Linked DNA regions of Homo sapiens: regions 2 and 3 are each linked to region 1. A link is a contact called in ENCODE Hi-C or POLR2A ChIA-PET data. All regions are on one chromosome and are shown on one strand. The core of a region is the stretch at or near the end of the contact, and the rest is flanking DNA. Distances in the headings are between cores, read along the strand shown.

Region 1 (4,695 bases), core at 732-3,231:
GATGGAGTCTCGCTCTGTCGCCCAGTCTAGAGTGCAGTGTCGCCATCTCGGCTCACTGCAACCTCCACCTCCCGGGTTCAAACGATTCTCCTGTCTCAGCCTCTCGAGTAGCTGGGATTACAGGCGGCTGCCACCACGTCCAGCTAATTTTTGTATTTTTAGTAGAGACGGGGGTTTCACCATGTTGGCCAGGCTGGTCTTGAACTCCTGACCTCAAGTGATCTGCCCGCCTCGGCCTCCCAAAGTGTTGGGATTACAGGCGTGAGCCACTGCGCCCAGACTTTCCTTTAATTCTTTACTATTCAGCTATTTTATCCTTCCTTCTTACCCAGTTTGAAATGTAATTCATGGCTGGGCTGGGTGGTTCACGCCTGTAATCCCAGCACTTTGGGAGGCCGACGCGGGCATATCACCTGAGGTCAGGAGTTAGAGACCAGCCTGGCCAACATGGTGAACCCCACACCCCTCCCCCTCCCGTCTCTACTAAAAATACAAAATTAGCCTGGTGTGGTGGCGCATGCCTGTAATCCCAGCTATTCGAAAGGCTGAGGCAGGGGAATCGCTTGAACCCGGGAGGCAGAGGTCGCAGGGAGTCGAAATCGCGCCATTGCACTCCAGCCCGGGCAAGAAGAGCGAAACTCCGTCTCAAAAAAAAAAAAAAGTAATTTACATTTTCTTCTGCCTTTTTCACAGGACTCACTAGTCTCAGTTCCTGGAGATGGGAAGTACAAAACCTGTTTCTTTACTCAGTTGTAACTTGCACTGGCTTTCCTAACAATTACAGCATTCTGGGGTTCTCTGGGAACTTACACATCTGTTCTTTGCTCCCCAAATAAGCAGGTACTTTTTTTGATTGCTCTTAAACAATCTGGGTATTTCCCTCCCGGCCTCGCGTGATGCAGTTTAAAAAATAGAATAGGTCACGTTATTCCCCTGTTTCATCTTGTTGATAATTTGTGGAGTCGGGTAGAGACTCCATCTTCTATCTTAAGTATCTGGCGCTTGTGGGGGAATTAAGATCCTAAATGAGAATACTAAGTCCTTCGGCAGTTGGCACTAATCAATTACTCATTACTGATAACGGAATGAGCCACTGGAAATTTTAAAAGGAAAAGTACATGGGAGAACCTGATCAATTTAGCCAGCCACTTCTGGAGTGCCACAGTCACTAATGAAGCAACCTCCAGTGCAGGCCCTGGCTCCAGGGCGCTATGTACAACCTCCTGCCTCGCGCAACGTGGGTCTCCCGGAGCCTATCCTGCCAGCGCCGCGCACGGTCCCAGTCCACCAGGCCGCCAAGGCCCGGAGGGGGGCGCCCTAGTCGCGGGGAACACTGGAAATGCTTCAGGGGCGGACTCCGAAGACCGAGTATTGCCTCGAGGGACTTTCTGCGCCACCCCGTAATCGCTTGCGCTCCAGGTCTTCGTAGGTGGGGGCCGGGTGGGTGAAGACTGGGACCCTATGCCACGCGCAGCACTCAGAGGAGGGCTGGGGTCCCAGGGCCGCAGCGCGGTCAGTTCAGTCCGGGCTCGAGCTTCCTAGCAGCGCCCTCCTTGGGGGCTGGCCCTGACCCTCGGTGCCGCTACGAGTGGGTGGCCAGAAGCTGGTGGTGGAGAGGGAGAGCGTCTGCAAGGAACGACGAGGCTGGCGCCGGGACCACGCGGCGGAGGCGATCGAAAGAGAAACGAGGCCAGGCAAGGAGGAGGAAATCCACCCGATGAAGGCGAGCTGCCGCCTAAGAGGGAGGAGGGTCCTTTCGGCTGCCGCTGCTGCTGTTCCGGGACGCCGCCTGGGGAGCCAGCCCGCTCGTAAGGTGCGCGCCAGGTAGCTCCGCACCCAGGGGGCGCCCTTCCTGGCCCCTCCCAGAGCGGCCGGGACGGAAGGAGCTGCGCGGCGCGGCGCGGCGCGGCGCGGCGGGTGGCGAGGGCGGGCTGCACCCCGAGCGCGGCGCCCTTGAGCTGCACCGCGGCGCAGGTTTGCGAGCCGACTTGTCAGCCGGCCAAGAAAAGGAAGCTCCGTCCCTTCCCGCTCACCCGGCTTCCCCACCCCTTGTACTCTAAACTCTGCAGAGGGCGAGCGGCGCGGCCACGGAGGCGCCGAGGAGGAGCGAGCCGCCGCCGGGCAGCGGCGTGCCCTCGGGGGAGAGGGCGCCGGAGAGGAGGCGGCGGCGCGGCGGCGAGGGCGCGGCGCGCGATGGCAGCTGCTTAGCCCGGCGGGCGCGGAGCAGCCCCGAGCTGTGGCTGGCCAGGCGGTGCGGCTGGGCGGGGGACGCCGCCGCCGTTGCTGCCCGGCCCGGAGAGATGAGCACGGAGGCGGACGAGGGCATCACTTTCTCTGTGCCACCCTTCGCCCCCTCGGGCTTCTGCACCATCCCCGAGGGCGGCATCTGCAGGAGGGGAGGAGCGGCGGCGGTGGGCGAGGGCGAGGAGCACCAGCTGCCACCGCCGCCGCCGGGCAGCTTCTGGAACGTGGAGAGCGCCGCTGCCCCTGGCATCGGTTGTCCGGCGGCCACCTCCTCGAGCAGTGCCACCCGAGGCCGGGGCAGCTCTGTTGGCGGGGGCAGCCGACGGACCACGGTGGCATATGTGATCAACGAAGCGAGCCAAGGGCAACTGGTGGTGGCCGAGAGCGAGGCCCTGCAGAGCTTGCGGGAGGCGTGCGAGACAGTGGGCGCCACCCTGGAAACCCTGCATTTTGGGAAACTCGACTTTGGAGAAACCACCGTGCTGGACCGCTTTTACAATGCAGGTGCGTGTGTGACCCCTTTCCCATCCCGCGCGGTCGGGACCCGCGTTTAATCTGGCGGTCTTCGGGGCATTTCATTTTTCTGGGCGGGAAGCATTTACTTCTTGCCCCACTTTGGGGGCAGCGAGCGCCGCTGCGTGACTGCTCCTGTCGCTCGCCGCTCCGGAGAGAGCGTGTGTGCTTGTGCAAGAGTCTGTGTGTACTTGTGCGATAGACCTATGGATCCACCCACCGCCCAGCGCTGGAGCCCTGGGTCCATGCGATCGACTTGAACTGTTCTCCAGCAGTGTGAGATATTTGCCCCAGTCAGTCTTTCTCCTTTCAGTGTCTCGGTTTCGCTTCTGTGAGGTTTGGTCCCTGTTTTCTTTCTGCATATACCTGTGACCGTTTTAGATGAGGTTCTCCTTTTCTCTGTGTAGTTTTGAGAGTACGGGAACGATGACATACCATGCACGCAGAGTGTAACTATATTAATTTGCATGCCATGTGATGATCTTCCCAACTCACCTTACCTTCGATAAGTTTTAGTAGCTTGAATTTCCTCTCACCAACCCAGACTTTGAAGTAATTACAGTGCTTCCAAAGGCAATAACATTACAACTTACACTGAACTTGTGTGTTATCTTTGTAAGGATTTTGGTGAAAGAACCAGGGCCTGTTTTTTATTACCCCATAAACCATGGTGGGCTAGAAAGTTTGTAATTTAACATTGTCTAAAACACCTGTATGCTATCCTAATAATAAGATTAGTTTCGCCATTAAAGTGATTGCTAGCATAATCCATGAAAGAAATGTATCTTTCAACCTATCTCAAATTTCAGAAAATGTTAAGGCAGTTCTAGTAACTGAAGCACTTAGCTGTTAGCAAATGTTAGGAATAATACCATATTATGGAAATTAACCTTTAGTCCCCTGTACGTCCAGTGTTGAGAATATATACATATTTATGTTTACATTTGTGGGTAAAAACTTGGTTTAGTAGTTTCAAAACAATACACTTCTTGCATTTGTGATCACATAAAAGGCTTTATTTTCCAATCTTGTTTTCAATTCTGATTCTCTTTAGTGTCTTCCAAACACCTGAAGTGGGCTTATGTCAGTTTTGGAATTCAGCCAAAGCTGAATATTTTGAGAACAACAAGACCTTCATGTTAAGGAAGCCAGACTAAATAAACTAGGACTTTCTCGTTCTGGTATTTTTAAAATAGTTTTGGTCTTCATAACTGAGCATGGCTATAATATAGCTTGATTCTTTGGGTAGCTTGCTATAAAAGTTACATCAACATAACTTTTCTAAAAATTGTAGCACTCTTATTTTTGGATTATAATTTGGAAGAAACTTCAAAGAACTAAAAGATATGAGAGGAAAATACCCAACTGAACACTTGAGCCTATTTTTATTGCACTGATTGGGCGTTTTTTTCCTAGGGCTCTAGAAAAAAAATGTTAAACTCTAAGCTAATTTGAAAGAAACTTTCCTAACAAGGCTTGGTTTCTGTTATTCTCCAAATACTGTCTCTGGGAAAGGGAGAGAGAATGATTAGAAGGGAGCTGAAGTTTGAGTGTATTTCATTGAATCCTCCAAACAAGCCTGTGAAGGAAGTACTTACCTTCTTAGGTGAGAAAACCCAGGGATCCCTAACTGGCCCTAGGATTCATAGGGAGTAAGTGGCCAATGCAGGATTCCACTTCAGGTGGCTGACCCTAAAAGGTTGTGCTTGGGCCAGGCGTGGTGGCTCACGCCTGTAATCCCAGCACTTTCGGAGGCCAAGGCGGGTGGATCACCTGAGGTCAGGAGTTCCAGGCCAGCCTCCTGGCCAACATGGTGAAACCCTGTCTCTACTAAAATGACAAAAATTAGCCAGGCATGGTGGTGCACACCTGTAGTCCTAGCTACTCAGGAGGCTGAGGCAGGATAATCACTTGAACCTGGGAGGCAGAGGTTGCAGT
Region 2 (4,695 bases), core at 879-3,378, 390 kb after region 1:
TAGCTGAAATTTCCCACACATCCCATAACCAATCCATCAGCAAATACTCTTTGCTGTACCCTCAAAACATACCCAGAAAGTAACTACTTCTCACAACCACCACTGCTGCCACCTTGGCCCAAGACAGCTAGATCTTTCACCCGGATTCTGCAATAGGCTCCCAACCGGTGTCCTCATTTCCTCCTCCTCCCACAGAGTCTGTTAACACAGCAGCCAGAGTGACCCACTTGCAATATGGCCTGCCAGGCCTGCCTCTGCTCCAGACCTTTCAAGTCTTTACATTTCATGCAGAGTAGAAGTCAGAACCCTTACCATGGCTCAGCCCTGCTACCTGCTAATGTCCTCTCCTTTGCCCTCTCCTCCAGCCATGCTGGTTCCTTGCTGTTTCTTAAACACTACAGCCAAATGCACTCCACCTAGAGTGTTTTTCCTGAGAAATCCACATAGTTCATTCCCTCTCCTCCTTCAGGTTTCATTTAAATGCCACCTTCTCAGCGAGGCCTTCTCCTACCATCTTACTCAAATTTTCAGCTCCCTCAAACCAGACCTTCTTTATTTTTCTCCCTAGCTCTGTCAACATCTAAGCATGTAGATATTTTACTTATTTGTTGATTATCTGTTGGCCCCCTGCCCCGGAACATAAGCTCTGGAAGGGAAGGGATTTATGTCTTTTTTTCATTTCTGTAGCTTAGTATCTAGAACAGCTTGGCACGTAATCAATGTCCAGCAACTGTTTGTTTAATGTTAAGTGGAGATGAATGCAGGAGGTATTGCATATTAGTTAAAACGTTACCAAAGTATCATGTAATACCTGCCCTTATGATAGTTCAGTCAAACAGGTATTAAATTCTTATTAGTAATCATTTTCTCAGGTGAACAAGAATACAGAAATAATCTATTAGGATAGTCCTTAAATTTTCCTATGGATCTATCCTATTATCTATGGATAATCTATTAGGATATGCCTTAAATTTTCCTCTTCATATATTATAAAACTAATAGTTCTACAATATGTCGACAAGAAAGTTCAAGAGAATATTTAAGGACTGTGTAGCACACAAACAGTACTCTACGCTTGAGCAGACACAGAGCTTCCCTTTTTCAAGATAATAACAAGTAAGTTTGGAGTATTGATTGTGTTTAAGTTTTGTTTAAGTGCCTTGGAACATACTAGGCACTCAGTAAACATGTAATTATTTAGTCTTTTTCTGAAACCAAAATTTTTATATGAAGAGTCAAATTCCTAATTGGTACTTTCGGGGATTCTATAAAATCATGAAAGAGAATGTATGATGGACTGACATAGCTCTTGAAGAAAAATGTCAACTTACAAATCTATAATTTCATTCATATTGAGTTTTGTAGCTAAGTTCAAAGCTAAGATATATCATAAAGCAATATTTTAGAAAGAATAAGACAATATAAAAAGTTTTAACCTTTGAACAAACTTTGGTTAAATTATATGTGAGGGGCTTTTTTTTTTTTTCCTAGATAATTTCATCGGGCTTCCTTTGCCTTCTAATCATAGCTTTCTTGCTGTGCTTCTTTTTTTTTCTCTCTCATCTCAGTGTGTTGTCAACTCAGTGAGTGACGGCAGTACTAATAAGAGTGTGGTCAAGAGATAAATGGTCATTTCAACCTGGTTTAGAATGTTCATCCCAAAAATGCTGATAGCAAGTTAGTAATAATTAGTAAATAATAATGCTGTACTCCTGGTTAGAATTGGGAGTGAAACTCCCCCTGATTTCATACTTCACGTTATTTGATTCAGATGGCTGTTGGTTTTAACAAGAGACTTTCCTCTTTAGAGACTGTCCAGGAAAAAAAAAGGGGTCAGAGGAGGCTTTAGGGAAGTAATCTTTCTAATCCAAATATCTAATGGATAAACTTCGGCATATCTGTTACCAGTCTCAGCATCTGCATCTCCTAAAATTGTCACTTAGTGAATATAGTGTACAAAAGCTCATGAGGCTGTCAGGCAGGTTAACAGCTGAGGGACCTAAATGCATCTTAGTGAGAGGAATATGGATGTTAGCACATAACAGAGCAGCTGTATCATGAGTCAGGCTCAGGACTGGAAAGAATAATTGCTGCTTGCTGCATGGATTAGGTAAGCAGAAGCTGAAGCCTGAACATAAAATGAGTCATTATGACAAAGCAGCCATTATTTTTTTCTCCCCAAATTACTTTGCCTTTAAGAGTGAAGATAAAAAATCTTAAAACCTGAAAAGTAAGGGGTCTTGTAAACAGATGACGGTAGAGGCTAAGAGTGGCATTGGAAGATCAGGACCTTCACATTTGGATGCCCAGCTCTTTCTTGCTAGTACAGAGAAGGAGCTGTGGTCTTTGGAAGGTGTTCCAATTCATGCCTTTTAGCATAATGGCTCATTGTTTGCTTCTAGAGTCAGACAATCCAGAGTTTGAATGCCAACTTCATCACTTATTTGTTGTGAGACATCGGGCAGGTTACTTCACTCCTCTGTATCTCAGACTTCTCATAATAAAATAAGTTTAATGGCAGTGTCTGCCTCATAGAGTGGCTGCAAAGACAATGCCTATAAATCACTTGCGTCAGCATGAAGCAAGAGCTGACGACATCTCACCATGATGATGACGGTGATAAAGATGAGGATGGCAGGTCATATGATTCCACAAATACTGACTTAGATTCCTGGAATTAGAGAAGCCTAAGGCGTAGCAGAGAGAGGTGGGGGATGTCTGTGCCTCCTCATCCATTAGGGTGGGGCTAAGTAGGACAGCCCCAGGTGAAGAGAATGGCTACATTCTTTGAGGAGTGAAAGTACTTAGGGTTAAGGCTGTAACAGAAAGATTCCAAGGACAACCATTGCCCTGTTTAGCAAAACTCCATTATTTTAGTGAAGGCTAACATTCCTTTAGGCCTAGCCCTGAGATAGTAAGTCCTTTCTTTTTCTTTTTCTTTCTTTTTTTTTTTTTTTTTTTTTTTTTTTTTTTTTTTTGAGACAGAGTCTTGCTCTTTCGCCCAGGCCGGAGTGCAGTGGCGCTATCTCGGCTCACTGCAAGCTCCGCCTCCCAGGTTCACGCCATTCTCCTGCCTCAGCCTCCCGAGTAGCTGGGACTACAGGCGCCCGCCACCGCACCCGGCTAATTTTTTGTATTTTTAGTAGAGACGGGGTTTCACCGTGTTAGCCAGGATGGTCTCGATCTCCTGACCTCGTGATCCGCCGGCCTCGGCCTCCCAAAGTGCTGGGATTACAGGCGTGAGCCACCGTGCCCGGCAGTAAGTCCTTTCTTATTTGAAAAATCATTCAGCCTACATATAAGAAAAGCTCTTGATCTCCACCTATGTAACTACTATTCTAGCACCTCAACCCCATTAGCCCACCACTGTGTGCAGTGACAGGGTGAAATGGGAAGGACCCTCTGTGCAGGAGCACCGTGTTGTGGGGATCCTCCAAGGTCACACTTCTTATCAGGCAGCTCTCCACTGAATGCTTTTAATGACAAGTTGAGAAGGCTTTGAGTTGTCACCAAAGCCCAGTGTGAATCACTATGCTTGGAGATCACTCTGTCCTTTAACTCTTTAGTTCATTTATTCAAGCATATTTTAACCATCTGCTAGACTAGACATTGTGTGTATAGGGAAGAATTCACAAACACATAAAAGCAGAGTAGCTACCGTCTGGAGTGTAAGTGCTATGAGGGAGTCTGAATCCAGCTAGCAGATGGGGCTCCTGTGCTGTGGTCATCAGGAAAGGCTCCTCAGAGGAAGGAGCTTCTGAGCTAGGACTTGAAAGACAGAAGTTTGCCAGGGGGAAGGAGGTGTGTGTGAAGATGCATGATCCTATGGCCAGTCCAAGGGGTTGGACAGGGAACAGTAGGAGAACTAACAGGTTTTCAAGCACGACAATGACTTCAGGTCTGTTTCTTGAGGAAGATATCTCTGAGACGACTAATGTGTAGGATGGATTTGAAGTGGTTAAAGACTAGAAATGAGGCATGAGAAAGGAATGAGAGTTTAAAGTAGTGGTAAAAAGATTGGAGAGGCTACAGCAGATTCAAGCGATCATTCTGTGTTTTTCTGTTTTTTTACATTAGAGACAGGGTTTCTTTTTTTTTTTTTAATTATACTTTAAGTTCTTGGGTACATGTGCACAACGTTCAAGTTTGTTACATATGTATACATGTGCCACGTTGGTGTGCTGCACCCATTAACTCATCATTTACATTAGGTATATCTCCTAATGCTATCCCTCTCCCCTCCTCCCACCCCACGACAGGCCCAGGTGTGTGATGTTCCCTATCCTGTGTCCAAGTGTTCTCATTGTTCAGTTCCCACCTATGAGTGAGAACATGCGGTGTTTGGTTTTCTGTCCTTGCGATAGTTTGCTCAGAATGATGGTTTCCAGCTTTATCCATGTCCCTACAAAGGACAAGAACTCATCCTTTTTTATGGCTGCATAGTATTCCATAGTGTATATGTGCCACATTTTCTTAATCGAGTCTATCATTGATGGACATTTGGGTTGGTTCCAAGTCTTTGCTATTGTGAATAGTGCCTCAATAAACATGTCACCCAGGATGGAGTGCAGTGGTGCAATCATAGCTCACTGCATCCTCAAACTCTTGGGCTGAAGGGACCCTTCTGCCTCAGCCTCCCAAGTACCTGGGACTACAGGCATGTGCCAACAAGTCCAGATAATTTTTCTTTCTTTT
Region 3 (4,695 bases), core at 1,198-3,697, 310 kb before region 1:
TTCAAGGTACCTACGATTCAAACAGGAAAGAAAAGTGTGTCAAACCTACAAGCCAGGAAATAGGTCAGCCTGAATATCCACGTGCAGAAAAGAACATTGAGAGTGGTCAGTGGCCCAGGTACTGACTGGAAGTAAGCAGACCCAAAGCCAACTGAGTTCTTAATCAGAAGCAGTGTTTTGGTAAAAAACCCTGGTGAATAAGACATTCAATAAGTCACATGAGTATGATGGGCTCAGAAGGCAAACCCAAATCTGGATGTGTCTCCCCCATTGAGGACAAATCACTGCCCCCTCCAAGATGTTCACGGGCTGCTTCCTGCCATTGACTGACGGGACACTCAGGCCTGCAGCAGCCAAGTCAGCCTCAGTGAGAGGAGGCCTATTCTTCTGAGCCATGTGGGACCCCTGACCTTACTGCACAGACATTTGCTCACGAGCACATTGAGAAAATGCCAGAGTGTGAAACTGAGTAGGTCACATGTCCACAGAACAGGTCACCTTGTCCATTGATCCTTGACATCCTGCAGTTTTATTTGTGCTGTAAGGTTGGATCCAGTCTTGCTATGCTCCTCCTGCTTCATGGTTTAATGGTCCAGAGAAGACCCATTCATGATGAGAAGTATGGGCCACATGGTCACAGGGCACCCCAGGGTCAGGCTTTTAGCCTCCCTCAGAGACCACTAATAAGCCAACAGATGTTTTCCAGAATGAGACTAGTTATTTCCTGAAGAGGGTAGGATTTTAGTCCAAAACCCTGGAAGCCATGGCCGTGTGTCTACTGTCAGGGTTTGCCACCAACTTCCTGCTTGGTCTCCTCTCTAGTGTTACCTCTTCCATCTAACTTTCATATTACAGCCAGAGTGATGTTTCTAAAACTGAAATCTGGCCCTGGCTAAAATCTGATCATTAATTTGTACATCTTTAATAAGCATCAATTATGTGCCTGTTCTAGGTCTCGAGAATTCAGCAGGGACAAAGTAGAGGGCCCTTGTTTTATCCTTTGAATCTGTAAAAGAAGCTAACCTCATAATGTGACATGAGGGGCACTAGCCCTGCAATGGCGGCAAAATTTCACCATTAGACTTTCATTCTTTGAACAAAGCTGTTTATCTTATTCTAAAATGCAAATGTGCTTGAGCACAGTAAAGCTTTGTCATTCATGGTCATAAACAATTTTGGGTAAATTTATTTATATGATGAGTTCCAATATGACAACCCAAGCTTATCTAGATGAGTTTTGTGGCATCCTTGATAGGGGCTTTTATAGACAGGAAAAATTACTAAGGGGATACTGTGATTTTCTTAAATTAATACTTTATTTATTAAAATTACAAATTTAAATTCCTCATTATTCCTTGAATTTTTAAGTCCAACTCATAAACCTTATTACTTTGTTTATGAATCTGGCAACTTTTAACCATCACTTTTAAGTGGCCTTTTATACTTTAATTGAATTAGTTTAAATATTTAAAAACTTGATTTTTTTTACCCTTTTTGAATACTTCAATTGTGCAACAAAAAAGTTCAAGAACTGTAAGATATCTAAGCCTTTACCCTACCTGGAAACTAACTAATTGACTTGTCAGTGTTTCTTAGATGCTGGCAGAAGACATGAGACTCTTGGATCAGAGACAAAGGGCTTTAATACTCACAGCAATAGCTTTAACCAGAGTGTCATTCTTTTGCATCAGTCCACTTTTTGTTAGGTCTGGAATAGGACCCAAATACAATGTGATGAATAAATTTAATGTGGTACCCTAAATGGGATCCAGGTACAGAAAAGAAAAAAAAGGACATTAAGTAAAAACTAAATAAAGCATGGACTTTAGTTAACAATAATGTATCAATTAATTTAGTTCATTATTTATGACAAATGTACTATACTAATATAAGATTTTAACAATAGGGGAAACCAGGCGTGGGGTATATATATGAGAACTCTCTGTACTATCTTCATAATTATTTTGAAAATTTGAAAATATTCTTAGTTTTTTTAAGTTGAGCAAGTGAAAAATATTAGATAAAACGACAATACATATTGTACTTGAATTTAGAAACATTGTGAAAATTATAGCCAAATGACTGAAGTTTGGGAACACTGGTTTTGAGAATAACAGGGATGGCTGAACTATGCTGAACCCTTGATCCTTCCCACCAGTGTGACAGGAAGATGTGTGATTACACCACAGTACTATCTACCCACAGCTTACAATTTCAGATGGTTATTCCACAGCACTAAGTAGAAGACTCTTTCATGAACCATCCTGAGAATGGGCAGGCACTAACCACCAAAAGCAGAGCTGAAACTTCTCTGAGAGTGAGACATGTCTTTCTTTAGAGGAACTGGGGCTTCTTGGTGGCTGGGTTCTCAGGGGATTTCTTAGTGGAGAGTTACTATAAACATCTAAGCTCTGGTTTACCACAAAGGTTTGGCCCTTCAGACACCTGGTGTCTTTTAGCAGCACCCTCAGCAAACATGAGTCCTTGTCTACAGATAAGACCTCAGGCTCAGAGAATAGGGATTGGAAGCTGAGGATCACACCACTGATGGCCCATTCTCAGGAGCCCTCTACCATCTCTCTTCTCACCCTGTTCACAATCACCTAGGGATTGTAGCACTTGTCCCCCTCCCCAACTTCAACACCCAAGGTCCCAAAGTGATAGACAGAGTGCCAACATTCCTTATCTGTAAAATAGAGGATAACAGGAGAGAGATGGTCTACATCAGCAAGTCTGGAGTTTTAGCCTATGCAATAATTGTCTGGAAGGCTTGTGAAAACACAGGGAACTGGGCCCCACCTCCAGAGTTCCTTTTTCATAGAGTCAGTAATTTGCATTTCTAACAAATCCCAGGTGACACTGATGCTCTGGTTGGGAGCTGCACTTTGAGAACCACTGGTTTAAATGATCTCAGGGGCATCTTTCAACTTTCATAGTCATTAAATCCATGTGTCTCAGACTCATGTGATCATGAGACTCACCCAGAGTCTTGGTTAAATGCACAGATCAGCAGGCCCCACCCCAAACTTTCTGACTCAGAATTACAAGATGAGCAGCCCAGGTGATTCTTATGATCAGAGGAATTTGGGAATCTTTATAATACCAAAAGCCAGCGCACCATCAGTGAATACGGTCTTTGAGCAGGACATGGTGAGAAATTGAGGGCATTCAAACATGGCACACAGGCCCAGGAGAAATGAGTAAAGCTGAAGGAGGGGGTGAGAAGGGATCAACAGGGTCAAAGTTTTGCCCTGACCCTTGCCCATGGCACGCATAGCACTGCAAAAATCATCTCAACCACTGGACATGAGCCTTTGCTACTCCACTGTCCATTAGATGGGGAGGGAAGGAGGCTCAAGGGGATACAAATGGCCAAGGTGATGCTGGGTCAAAGGGCAACTTCAGAAGGTCATAAATGTAACATTCATTGAGTGTTTTGGCCTTAAATTCATTTATATGATGAGTTCTAATATGACAGCAGCCTAAGCTTGTCTATGAGTTTTATGGCATCCTTGACAGTCGCATTTGTACACAAACAGGTCAACCCACGAGCATGGTGTACTGGGAGGGCTGGAAGGGCTAGAATGGCAGTGCCCATCAAAATACAGCTCAAAGACCCCAGTCATTTTCCCAACAGAAAACAATACCCAATTAAGCTGGAAGCAAGAAAGGGCATAGTGTCTGTAGTTAAGGGGTTGCTTGCCCGTGGACTTCTGAAATCCTGTAATTCTCCCTGTAATACCCTCATTTTGACCATTTTGAAGCCTTTGGGGGAATACCATATGGTACAGGAGCTCAGGGCAATGAATGAGGTCGTGATCCCAGCCCACCCATTAGTGGCAGATCCACGTACTCTTCTGACTCGAGTGCCGGGGAATGCAAAATGGTTTTAAGGTTTTTTGGTCAGATGCCTCCTGGGTTGGACTACATACAAGAAGGTCATCTACATGTTGGAGTATACTCCCACTTTCTAATTGAAAATTCCTCAGATCCCTTTCTAGGGCTCAGGCAAAAAAAAAAAAAAAAAGGAGCTGTCCCAAAAGCCCTGAGGGAGTAATTTCCAAGTGTATTGTTTTGTTTTTCTCTGCCATTCAAAAGGAAAAAGGTATTGAGACTCCAGGCTCAGCGGGCTTAAGTGGTGTGACCAATGTCAGAGGCTATAATAGTTGCAGAATAAGGACTAAAACCTCTTCTAATCCCTAGACCAATGAGTTTCTTCCAGAGAGTGTTATTTGAAGGTAACGTCATCCATTTCGTTAAACTATTTTACCTATGAGTCCCAGAAAATGAAATTCCGTCATTAAGATATTCATTCCTTTGAGCCTTTTAACATCAGTGTCAGATGTCTCTTTTAAGATAAAAATATTTTAAGCCTCTATCAACTAATACATCAATGTGGTTAAACAAAGATGTAGCAGAAAGCTGGGCCTAATGTAGTAGTTAATGAGAGGCATGCCACCACCATAACCCCAACCTGCCTGGCAGGAAGTCGAAAGAGTAAGAGGAGAAAGAATCATGAGTAGGGAGACAGGCCTTCTCAATGGGTGTTTGGGAAGTTCCAGGGCCAGGAGGGCATTATAACTCCTGCTTCTCAATTTTGCCTATGTAGTCCCCAGAAAATACTAGTTGCTTTGAATTAAACAGAAACAGTATTATCTCAACTGAAAGCAATCTGAGGCTTTAGTTTGGCCTAAA

The links. A loop is a pair of places that touch in the nucleus more often than their neighbours do. ChIA-PET counts read pairs that join two places held with the same protein, here RNA polymerase II (POLR2A). Pooled maps may share reads with other maps.
Region 2: a loop to region 1 is called in a pooled map, with 2.7 times the contacts of the local background. The contact joins the enhancer-like site here to the promoter of MAP3K5 in region 1. A Hi-C loop is called at or near these places in 3 of 50 pooled maps. POLR2A ChIA-PET finds 5 or more read pairs at or near these places in 2 of 52 experiments (Caco-2 and MCF 10A).
Region 3: a map with no recorded cell type shows a loop between it and region 1 (8-fold over the local background). The contact joins the enhancer-like site here to the promoter of MAP3K5 in region 1. A Hi-C loop is called at or near these places in 3 of 37 single-sample maps with no recorded cell type and 2 of 50 pooled maps. POLR2A ChIA-PET finds 5 or more read pairs at or near these places in 1 of 52 experiments (activated T-cell).

What each region holds. Positions count from the first base shown.
Region 1 is chr6:136,789,763-136,794,457 of GRCh38, reverse strand. It overlaps MAP3K5 (mitogen-activated protein kinase kinase kinase 5), which reads left to right and starts at 1,981. Exons shown (of 30, transcript NM_005923.4): 1 at 1,981-2,748. The coding sequence starts at 2,301. RefSeq lists enhancers at 901-980, 1,351-1,410, 1,521-1,750, 2,541-2,610, 2,716-3,231 and a silencer at 1,771-2,410.
Region 2 is chr6:136,401,189-136,405,883 of GRCh38, reverse strand. The region is part of intron 3 of MAP7 (microtubule associated protein 7); the gene reads left to right. Among named protein-coding and RNA genes, the nearest start is that of BCLAF1, 110 kb to the right of the region's middle. Within about 2 kb of position 2,128, at least 8 of the 41 ENCODE cell types and tissues checked have a DNase peak (open chromatin) inside an H3K27ac peak, as active enhancers do.
Region 3 is chr6:137,100,868-137,105,562 of GRCh38, reverse strand. No RefSeq gene overlaps it. Among named protein-coding and RNA genes, the nearest start is that of IL20RA, 58 kb to the right of the region's middle. Within about 2 kb of position 2,447, at least 5 of the 41 ENCODE cell types and tissues checked have a DNase peak (open chromatin) inside an H3K27ac peak, as active enhancers do.